2 separate regions of the Homo sapiens genome follow, and region 1 is linked to region 2. A link is an interaction called in ENCODE POLR2A ChIA-PET data of the cell type or tissue named here. Cell type or tissue: OCI-LY7. All regions are shown on one strand. Each heading gives the region's core, and the rest is flanking DNA. Links, peaks and the distances in the headings are about the cores only. Region 1 overlaps YLPM1 (YLP motif containing 1). Region 2 overlaps DLST (dihydrolipoamide S-succinyltransferase).

What was found. Peaks named below come from ENCODE experiments on the same cell type or tissue, not always from the same donor. Only the 100,000 strongest peaks of a DNase experiment are listed, where the experiment ranks them.
Region 1: POLR2A ChIA-PET joins it to region 2 with 6 read pairs; 2 of 35 experiments call an interaction of 5 or more read pairs at or near these places.

The regions. Positions count from the first base shown.
Region 1 is chr14:74,793,982-74,799,355 of GRCh38, reverse strand. YLPM1 (YLP motif containing 1) reads right to left here. Exons shown (of 21, transcript NM_019589.3): 5 at 1-1,776. Among named protein-coding and RNA genes, the nearest start is that of YLPM1, 33 kb to the right of the region's middle. In OCI-LY7, for the core only: CTCF peaks have their summits at 1,460 and 1,659 (motif pointing left); no DNase peak of the experiment used is centred there.
Region 2 is chr14:74,902,720-74,908,093 of GRCh38, reverse strand. DLST (dihydrolipoamide S-succinyltransferase) reads right to left here. Exons shown (of 15, transcript NM_001933.5): 15 at 4,351-5,374. RPS6KL1 (ribosomal protein S6 kinase like 1) reads left to right here. Exons shown (of 12, transcript NM_031464.5): 11 at 564-659; 12 at 970-4,143. The coding sequence ends at 1,080. Among named protein-coding and RNA genes, the nearest start is that of RPS6KL1, 18 kb to the left of the region's middle. In OCI-LY7, for the core only: CTCF peaks have their summits at 906, 2,029 and 2,231 (motif pointing right); a DNase peak (open chromatin) is centred at 2,253; H3K27ac peaks cover 980 bases.

The DNA of each region.
Region 1 (5,374 bases), core at 103-5,102, 110 kb after region 2:
TCTCTCCATCTATCATCCCGATATCTATCCAAAGGTGGAAGAGGTGGGAGGGGCGGTAAAGGTGGAAGAGATGGAATATCCCGTTCACGAAACTGTGATTCTTGTTCATCCAGTGGTCTCCCATAATCTCTGTCCCACTCATTATCCAAACTTCTATCATACATATCCATAGGTCTTGAAATCCGATCCACATCCCTGTCCATGTCCCTTTCCATTTCCCTATTGTAGTCCTCATCCATATCCTGGTCTCTCTCCCAATCATCCCACCAAGGGCCTCGCCTATCTCCATCATGAGACCGAGATGGTGGTGCTGAGAACCTGTCCTCTCTGTTATAGAGCTCTAGTGTATCATCTTGATAGTCACGTTCACATTCTCTCCAGTATCTCTCTCTATCCCAGTCATCGAGTCTTTCTCGTTCCATTGGAGCATTTCTACCATCTAATGGAAACTCTTCATGCCCTCGCTCTTCTCCATGGTTCCATGGAGCCCTAGGAGGCTCATCCCGGTGATATGGATACATTTTTTCCCCACCATCTCCTGGTTCTGGTCTGAATGGACCTCTATCACGACCAAAATCTGATCTTCCCAGTCCCCTTTCTCGACTGCCAGGCCCTCGAGGTGGTCCTCTCTCCCTGCTCCCAGCTCTTCGGGGTGGTATTCTCTCTCTACTCCCAGCCCTTCGAAGAGGTCCCCTCTCCTGACTGCCAGCCCTCCGAGGTGGTCCCCTTTCTCGGCTGCCAGCTGCACCCCTGTCCTGGCTCCCTTGAAGACCACCTGGCACTTTCTCCCGACTGCTTCCAGGCCTCACCAACCCTCTGTCCCGGCTACCTTCTCCTCTGTTCATCTTCTCTCGACTATCTTCTCTTCTACCCATCATCTTATCCCGAAAGTCTTCTTGCTTGACCAATCCTGGGCCTCGACTGATTGCCTGGCCGCGACCTCTGTTTACTAGACCTTTATCCCGTGTGTCTTCCATTCTGCTTTGCCCAGGACCTCTGTAAGATGAGCTGTTGCCTCTATTGCCTTCTAATCTATTATCTCTATTATCTGGCCGAGGCAGGCCTTTATCTTGGTTGTTTTCTGAATGGGGTAGACCAATACCCACAGGTTTAAAATCATTATCTGCTGTTAATGATGATGTTGCTACTGCTGTTCCTCCCTCCATCCCCCCTGTTTTTGAAGGAAAAGTAGATTGAGCAGGTACAGGCTTATTCGCAAGGGGTACAGGCTGAGTAACAGCTTGGGCTTTGTCGATTTGAGTCTCCATACTTTGAACATTCTGGTCCCAATTAGAGGGCTCTACGGGCCCTTCCGAGACTTCACTTTTAGGTGGCTCTTGTTGAGAGTCGCTTAGATTCTCATTTGACTGAGCCGCCTTGACATCCTTTACATCTGCAGCAATGGAAAATGCAGCTGATTGCATTTTAAAATTCTTCTGCTGGTTACTACTGGTGTCTGCTAATGGTTCTTTGTTTCCTGAAAGAGGTTCTGCTTGTGACTTAGGTTGCTGCTGATGCTGCTGTCCAAAAGCTGGTTTGGGGCCTTTCCACTGTGGTCCACTCTGTCGAGGACTTAGGGATGTACTGGGGGTAATATAAAATTGAGATGCTGGCCCCCGGGGAATCATTCCCCACTTGCTTTTAGTGCCCTCTGCTGGGTGACCTTCATATCTGGGTCTTGGCCCATCGGGGCGATTTCCTTCAAAACGAGGCCCTTTGGGTCTCGGTCCTTCACACCTTGACCCTAAATCCTCAAATCTTCGAGGACCATCAAATCTACAAGTAAAACAAAAGATATTACTCAAGACAGTAAAGCAGAAAAAAAAAATTCTCCATGTAAGAATATTTAAGGCACTCTTGCCTTAGAATTTGTTTACAACAATGACTCTTTTCAGTCATTAAATTAATCCTGAGTCACCAATATCTTAGAACCAGTATGTTAAGGTGGCAGTGCTCAGAAGGTCTTAGGACAGGCTTTGGAAATCATGTCAGTATTATCTAACTTACTTCAACACATCTCCTGCCGCAAGTCACTGATATACTGAACGGTTAAAAAGCAATTACAGGCCTGGCGCAGTGGCTCACACTTGTAATCACAGCACTTTGGGAGGCAGAGATGGGCAGATCACCTGAGATCAAGAGTTCAAGACCAGCCTGGCCAACATGGTGAAACCCTATCTCTACTAAAAAAAAAAAAAAAAAAAAAATACAAAAATTTAGCCAGGTGTGGTGGCAGGTGCCTGCAAATCCCAGCTGCTTGGGAGGCTGAGGCAGGAGAATCACTTGAACCTGGGAGGCAGAGGTTGCAGTGAGCTGAGATCACGCTATTGCACTCTAGACTGGGTGACAAGAGTGAGACTCCGTCTCAAAAAAAAAAAAAAAAAAAAGCAATTATAAATACTGTGCCTTAGGAGACAGAAAAGGCTGCTCATTTTAAAGAGAAAAAAATTAACAAATTCCATAACTAACTCTGAGCACTTCTGGAATTAAATTGTAACTAAAAACTAAATATGAAAAGACTAACAAGAAAATATAGGATGATTATAAATATTGTTAGAGCTAGCACTAACATTTTGATTGACAAAAGTTAAAAAAAAAAAAAAAAGAAACAGTAGCCCTATCTTAAGAGTAGGTTCTGACATTTTAAAAAGTCTGCACAGTTATTTTTGCTATAAACCCACTTGCTCATCCAGTAAAAAGAAAGTACACATCCTTTATCTGTCAGGCATTACATTACATCCAAGAGATACAAGAATAAAATGTCATATGTGCCCTCAAAGAGTTTACAACAAAATATAAAGATAATCTAAGTGTAAATAAGTACCAAGAGATGTAATGTCTCAAGTCTATGTGTACACAATAAGGAAAACAGAATTGGAGAGGCTTATGTTGAGTTTTAAAAGACAACTTCTCTGAAATCAAGCTGACAGAATGAGTTGGAGATGAGGAAAGTATGTGGCAAGGGCACCTCAAGCTAAGGAAGCAAGAGGAAAGGCGGAGAAACGTGTATCAGCAGAGCATGTTTGGAAGTGCAAATAGTTTAGCATGGCTAATGCAAAGGGGAAACAGAGTCAAGAGAGCTGATAAAGAGGGAAATGTGGAAAAGCAGCACACTAAAAAATAAGGTAAAGAAGTAAGCGAGGATCACTCTCCAGAAGATTGTGTATGCCTCATGTGGCAGAGACTACTGGTGGTCTTCCAATACCCATTCCCCACTTATCTACAATAACAGGCCTCCTGTAGCTAGACACAAGGCCCCCCAGACAAGACTCTCTTTCTCAATATCTCTTGCAGCTAGAACTGGCAGCCAAGTTCTGGCCAAGGAGCTGAGAGTGAAAATGATTTGCACATCTTCTGGGTTGTCCCCTTAAAGGAAAGGGCACATCCTCCTCTTCTCCATTTCCTTTTTCATGCTGGTTCTGACATGGTGGTGAAATATCCAAGACCAGGTAAATCAGAAGGAACTGGATTCCTGAACCATCACCTAAGTCCTAAGAGAGAATAAACTTCTAACTTGTTAAAGCCATCTGACTTGGATCTCGATTATAACAGATAAATTAATTCAGCTGGTTAAGGAGTTTGGTGTTACCTTATAAGCACTTAGAGCCACTAAATATAGTCTGATTTTTAAAAGATTGCTTTAGCAGAAAAATAGTGGACAGAGACAAAAAGTTTAAAGATCATCTTTACAATTTGGGTAAGTGAAGGTGATGCCTAGTCTAAGGCAGTGACTGATATGAGAATGTAGAGGAGGGGATAAAAGTGAGAGATGTAAAATAAGGTAGAATTGATAGGATTTTGTCACCAGTAGAAATAAAATGATAGTTGTAAGGGAAGAATTTAAGATGATTCCAAGGTTTCTGGCTTAGGTGACTGAGTAGTAGACAGTGATGCCTTTCATGACTTTTAATGAGTGCTAGGAGGCTTTTTCTTTCATTTCTTTGGGAAATCAATGAAGACTAATAAATTCAGTGTTGGCAAAATATTTATTTCCTATCCCTGTGACTTTAGGCTTTGTTGTTCTAAAAGTCTAGTTTCAAAGAGACGAACACATCCACTAGGGGACACAACAAATGATTCCACTAACCTGAAGTTGAGACCCCAACTTTACTCTGAAGTTCCAAATCAAGAGGCAATGGAGAGGGTTACTGTATTCACTGGGGATAACTGACCCTAACTTTCAAGAGGAATTTGAGTGACTATTGCACAATACAGGTGAAGTGAAGTGTGTCTGAAATGCAAGAGATCCTCTAGGACATCTCTTAGTATTTCCCATGTCCTGAGATTCAAGTCCACGGAAAATTGCAAAGGGTTTTGTAGAACTGCAAACAGCAGAAGTAATTCAGAAAGAACTGCTAATAGCCCATATCTTTCAAGAATGAAAGCCTGGGTCACCCCATGAGGCAAGGAATCCGAACTGGCTGAAGTACTTACTTAGAGCAAAGGGAATATGGAATGAGTAGTGGAAGAACATATATACCAGCTATGACCACATGACCATTGCAGAAATATGGACTACAATAGTTACAAATATTTCTTCCTTAATTTGATATATTTGTGTTTAAATATGTGTGTGTGTGTGTGTGTGTGTATTAACCAAATATTTTTTGGTTCATTAGTTTTCTTCCTTATTATCTAACATGTGTTAATAAGAGTTAACCTTATATTTCAGTATTTAAGTTACAGAACATGAAAGAGGGAGTGTGAATCAGGTGGAGAAGGATGAACTAATATTATCTTAAAGACAAAAAAAAAAGACTTTGTGTGCTTTTCTGGGGAAAGAGAATGTTTTTGGTTGTCCAGCAATAAATGTCTCATGTTAGGTGTGAAAATCTCCCTGTGACCCAACCTAATCAGAAACATATGGGAAAGACTGCCAGGCACGGTGGCTCACGCCTGTAATCCCAGCACTTTGGGACGCGGAGGCGAGTGGATCACTTGAGGTCAGGAGTTAGAGACCAGCCTGGCCAACATGGTGAAACCCTGTCTCTACTAATAGAAAACTTAAGCTGGGCATGGTGGCGTGTGCCTATAATCCCAGCTACTCGGAAGGCAGAGGTAGGAGAATCACTTGAACCCAAGAGGTGGAGAATGCAGTGAGCCTGAGGTGGTGCCACTGCACTCCAGCCTGGGTGACAAAGTGAGACTTTGTCTCAAAAAAAAAAGAGAGAGAAAGGGAATTTTGGGAAATGGAGTTTAGCTCAGCCAAGTTGACCTTTTACAAACCCATTGCAAGGAACTCAAAAATACACAAACCCATAATAAACAGAGAGAGGAGGTAATCAGAAGATGAAAATCTTGTTTGTACATTCTGAAAGACAAAGAACAAATATGAGTGGTAACTTACAGAGCAGGAAGAAACCAGTTTAGAGTA
Region 2 (5,374 bases), core at 311-5,310:
CTCTCTCTTTTCCTGTCTCCTCCCACCTCTCCAGCCCAGAGCTCTTGGCCTTCCTCCTGGGGGTTCCTGGAAGCTCATACTTCCCTCCAGACAGACCCTCTGCTCCTCAAAGCTGTGCCTTTCTGGGGTGTGGAGAGGTCCTATTTTCTTTTATTGCCACGCCGCTGCCTTGGCCCCGATGGTAGCATGCCATGGCCTGCTGCCAAATGAACAGCCCGTGTGGATTTTTAAAATAAGGAGACAAGTTCCATCACTATTCCCAAGAGTGCCTGCCCTGATTGCAACCCAAGATAGTTGCTTCTAGCAAGCTTGGAGCCAAGAGACCTAGGTTCAAACCCTGAACTCAGCACAAGTCCCTTTACCTCTCTGGGCCTGTTTCTTGCCTTTCGTGGATAACATAAAGGCACTGCTTAGCCATCAGGCACTGTGTCTGGCTGTAGCAACTATCATTATTGTCATCCTCCTCATGGGCTGTGACATGGGGAAAAAAAATCCTGGCTGCCACTGGAGTGTAGACGGTCCTGGGGTTGCCTCCTCAGAGGCCCTTCCCTGTGTCCTCCCAGGCACTGTCCCAGAGCCACCCTTCAGGAATCCAGGCCCACACCCAGCTCCAGCTGCCCGAGTGGCTCAGTCGCCCAGCGGCCTCTCTGCTGACTGAGGTGAGGTGTAGCCCGGCCAGAGGAAGCAGCTGCCTAGCCTGAGGAAGGTGCTGGGAGGGGCACAGAACTGTGTCTGAACCACGTGTGCTTCGTGCTCAGTGTCTGATGTGGGTGCAGAGGGCAGTAGGGGCAACACATTTCTATATGTTGGTGGCCAACCACCACCAATGTTCCCAGGGTAAAATGGGGGTTCTGTGGGCCAGGCTGCCAGGGAGCAGGCCCCCTAGAGGCCATAGTGGTTGGAGTCCCTGGAGGTCACCCCATGCCTCCACAGCTGGAGTGGCCCAGCTGACTGGGCCTCTCTCTGCAGCTGCTGCAGTTCGAGCCTACCCGGCGCCTGGGCATGGGAGAAGGTGGTGTCAGCAAACTCAAGTCCCATCCCTTTTTCAGTACCATCCAATGGAGCAAGCTGGTGGGGTAAGAGGGCAGAGCGGGTGACGGAAGCAGCTGGCCTGGTCTGGATCGCCTCTCCTCCTTGCCTGACACCCAACCCAGGGCTGGCCCTCTATCAGCGGGCTTTGGGCGAGGAATGGAGGGCACTGTCTGTCCTGCTGGGCTCCCACTGGGGCCTCAGAATTATGGCCACCACCCAGGAAGGGCCAGCTCCTGGAAAAGCTGGAGGTGGGGGCAGTCAAGGCTTGCCCTGCTAAGCAGCTTGAACCATCTACCCATCAGTCAACAGACCCGTTGAGCATGTGGACTCACCATGTTAAAGGTTGCCTTCTGTGGCACTGGCGCTGAGCTGTTGACCACCTGCTGCACCCTACTGTGAGGTTCTGTGACTCACTCACTGCCATGTTGTGCCCCACTCAGGACATCTCTGGAGACTCATCTCAGGACACTGATCCACTGGCTCAGTGGACCCAAACCAGACTGTCCTGGCTAGTCCTCTTAGTCACACAGCGAGTAGGCCTCTTCCACCAGAAGCTGTTCGTGCAGCTGGGGAGGCCCAGAAGCAGGGATGCCATCTGTTGTGCAGGGAGGGATGAGGTAGGGGACAGGATGACCCCCACCCCCACCCCCCCACCCCCGATTCCTGACCATGCCCCCTATCTTGTGATTTCAGACTTGGGAGAGCAAAAGGGAGGGGAAGAAAATAAGAGTAATGGGGGGAGGAAGGAATGCATGGGTCTGCCCCTTAGAGCAAGTCTGAAACCAGAATCAAGAGTCCTCCTCCCCAGTGGGCCTGTGTGGGGGAAGAGGGGCAGCCTGCCCCAGGGGTGCAAGAGGACAGCAATTCAGCTTCCAGGCCAAAGCAGTTTAGACAAGGTGTGCCCATCAGGACTCCCTCTCAGGCCCTGGCTGTTTACCATGTCACTGCCTACTGTGACTTCATGCCCTTTTGGGATAAGAAACCACAAAACGCATGGAACAACTATCCATGGCTCTTAGCCAGAAATGTCTTGCCTCTGGTCTCTGAAAAGCTGGGGTGAGTGGTTACCTCAAAGACAATTGCCTCCAGTTTGGGGGCTCCTCTCAGGGTTCACCCTGTCACCGGGGCGTGGGACCGACCTGGGAAATTTCCACTAGAGTTTTGCCCTCAGCTCCTCCCTGCCAGCATCCCAGTCACCACCAGGTGGCGCTTCTGACACGGTCCACGTGCCTGGCTCTGAAGGCCCAACTGTCAGACCAGACCCCTCACTCATGGTGGGGAGACTTGACTTCCTCGGGCTCTTCAGGAGACTGAGACAGAGAAGACAAGTGAAAGCGCAGCCTGTACATGACTCTCTGTGGTCCACGTCCTGCCTCTCCCTGGGGTTTACACGGCCCCAATAAAGCCTGCTCTGGCCTACGGTGTTCTCGCTTCTTCCATGCAATGACCACGGCTCATTGGGGCAGGTTGGAAGGCTCCCCTGTAGAAGCTCCAGAGTGAAGTCAAGAGCGAGCTTGGGGCTGCCAGGAAGTAGGACGCAGGGCTGGTGGTGAGCAGCATGCCATGTGGGCCTCAGGGGAAGGGGTGGGGTCGGGGAGGACCAGGTTCTGTGGGGAAGAGGATGAAGAAGCCTTGGAAGAGGCTCATGGTGCCTGGGGGAATACCAGTTTCATCCTCACAGTGACCCCTTGCAACAGACGGTAGCTCCTGAGAAAACTGAAGCTCAAAAAGGTTAAGGACACAACCTAGCCAGAGTTGCAAGTTAGTGTTCCTTCTGCTACTCTCCCTAAGTCAGGCTGGACCACTTCCAACCACCGCTTCATGAAGCACAAGTCCCTTCTGGAACTTCTGTGCTTCATCCACCCAAAGCTACACATCTGACACTTTGTTGGGCCCTGAGTTTAGAATACTGTGGGTCCCAGCTCTTACAGTCGACCTCCTTTCGATAAAATGGGGTAAATAATGCCTATTTTGCAGGTTTACCAGATAGATAAATTAAAGCTTCTAACACCAAATCCTGTTCTTCCTTTCATTCAACCTAATTTGTTTTTCTATCTACTAGAGCTCTAGTTCTACTCTCTGGGACCCACTTCCCTCCTGTGACAGACCTTCACAGAGGGATGGCCTCACTGCAAGAGCTCAGCAGACAGGGACTCTGGAAAAGACAAGGCTGTGTTTAAGCCTGGACTCCATCACACCTGCCACCTGCAGTCTAGGTTAGCTACCCACCCTGTACACTCACGCTCACTGACCACTGCTCCTAGGTCATCAACCCTCACCTGTTCATGTGTATTGACCTTGAGCATCTTGGTCCACAAGGCTATCAAATCCAAATGAAATGAGATGCCCCCACTCCTCCCAAATCCATCACTGAAATAATGTAAGCCCACACAAAAAATGCAAGTCTACTGGTGTTTTGAAAGGGCTTCACAAAGATGGTGACCCCAAATTCTCTATTCTAGAGTATGGCTTGACAGGCTCAAGGAAGGTGGGGCACTAAGAGACTATGATGCTTTATGGAAACAAAACAAAAAACATCCTAAGCCCCCCAACCATCTGTATGGACCCCTCGTCTCAGTCAAGGGTATTCCAAAGTTAACCTGAAACGCTAGTTCGGGCCATGGTGGGAAGAGGGAGCCAGCCATTCCTCATTATACTCCCCTCCCTTTTGGAATTACTGTTAAAACAGGCTCCTTAAGTCTGATGAGAAGCATTTACAATCTATTTTCTCTGAAGCCTGCTGGCTGGAGGCTTCATCTGCATAAAACCTTGGTCTCCACAACCCCTTACTGTAACCCAGACATTCCTTTCTATTGATTCCAGGTCTTTAGATAATAACTCTTTCAACCAATTGCCAATCAGAAAATCTTTGATTCTGCCTATGACAACATCCCCAGGTCTTGAGCTGTCCTGCCTCTCCAGACCAAACCACTGTACATCTTACATGTACTGACTGGTATCTTATGTCTCCCTAAAATGTATTAAATGTATAAAACTAAGTTGTAGCCAGACGACCCTGGACACATGTTCTCAGGATCTCCTAAGAGTTGTATCACAGGCCATCAGTCACTCACACTTGGCTCAGAATAAATCTCTTCAAATATTTTTACAGAGGTTGACTCTTTTTGGCAACACTTTCCCGGCTGGCAGTCAGGGTTCTACCTTCTGTCAAATTATGAGTGTTAAGTTCCACATAAGGGATTTCTGATTTCACAAAATAAGCAACAGGACCTTGAGTGGCTTTCAATAATTTCAGTGCAACAGTGCTGGGGACTTGTACCACCTCAGTAGCCAAAAGGAACAGATACAGGAACCCTGTTTGAGAATATCTGCCCTTTAATTTGCATTTAAAATCAGTTTCTTTAAATACTTTAGTTACAAGTTCTGAATAGTGAAGACAGAGTAGTAGATGCTGCAGGCACTCAGTATTGGCTCCCACCCCTTCCCCCCTCCCCCACCCCCAGGCCTCACTTCTTGGCTTAAGATACAAAAGGGCACTCTCTACTGGCCCTGGTGTCAAACGTCAGCAGCCTCAGGCCTGGATGCAGTTGGATACAAAGCCATGAATCCCAGTGGCTCCAAGGAATTCCAATGATTGTGCCCAGATCCACGGGCAACACACCTTAGAAATGACCTCATCCGTTTCACCACTAGGTACTAACACCCTCAGGGTGGTTTCCTACCCCAGTCCACGTCCTCCAGATCTGTGTCCTGCAGAGGAAGAGACAAGGCCCCGCTATAACGCAGGAAGGAACAAAAACTGCCTCCTCAGCCCAGGTGCTTACAGCAACTTAACTGAAAAGCTCAAGGCAATGTGAGTCAGTCTAGAGGAGACCTCCCTTCCCTAGTCTCTACCAGGCTCTGGCCCTTCCTCGGGACCACGCTTGGTCCCACTGCCATGATGTGCTAGAATCTGCTCTAAGAACAAGGTGCTAGAATGAGGCCCAGCAACCAGCAAAGGGGTTGGAAAGGGTTGCTACAGCCCCAGCTGTGTGAGATTGTGCCAAGACGAGTCTTCTTGGTGTCAGCCTATGATGGAGAGCGTGAGGGCAGGCCTGGGCTCTCCTTCTATGATGATTACAATGCATGACCTCAGGGGACCTCTGCCCTCTCCTCCCACTCACACACCCAGATCCCCTGGCCTGTGCTTCCTGGAAGAGGTAGAAGAGGCATCTTGAAGTCAATGACAACGGAGAATGAAGGTGCCATTGAAGAAGCAAAGCAGCACCTCTTTGCCTGTGTTCAATCCCTCCACACAAGTGGAATCAAGGGAGAATGTGCACAGCCAGGACAGAGGCTGCTCTGAGCTTGGGAGGCACAGCATCCTCCTAGAAGTCTCTGC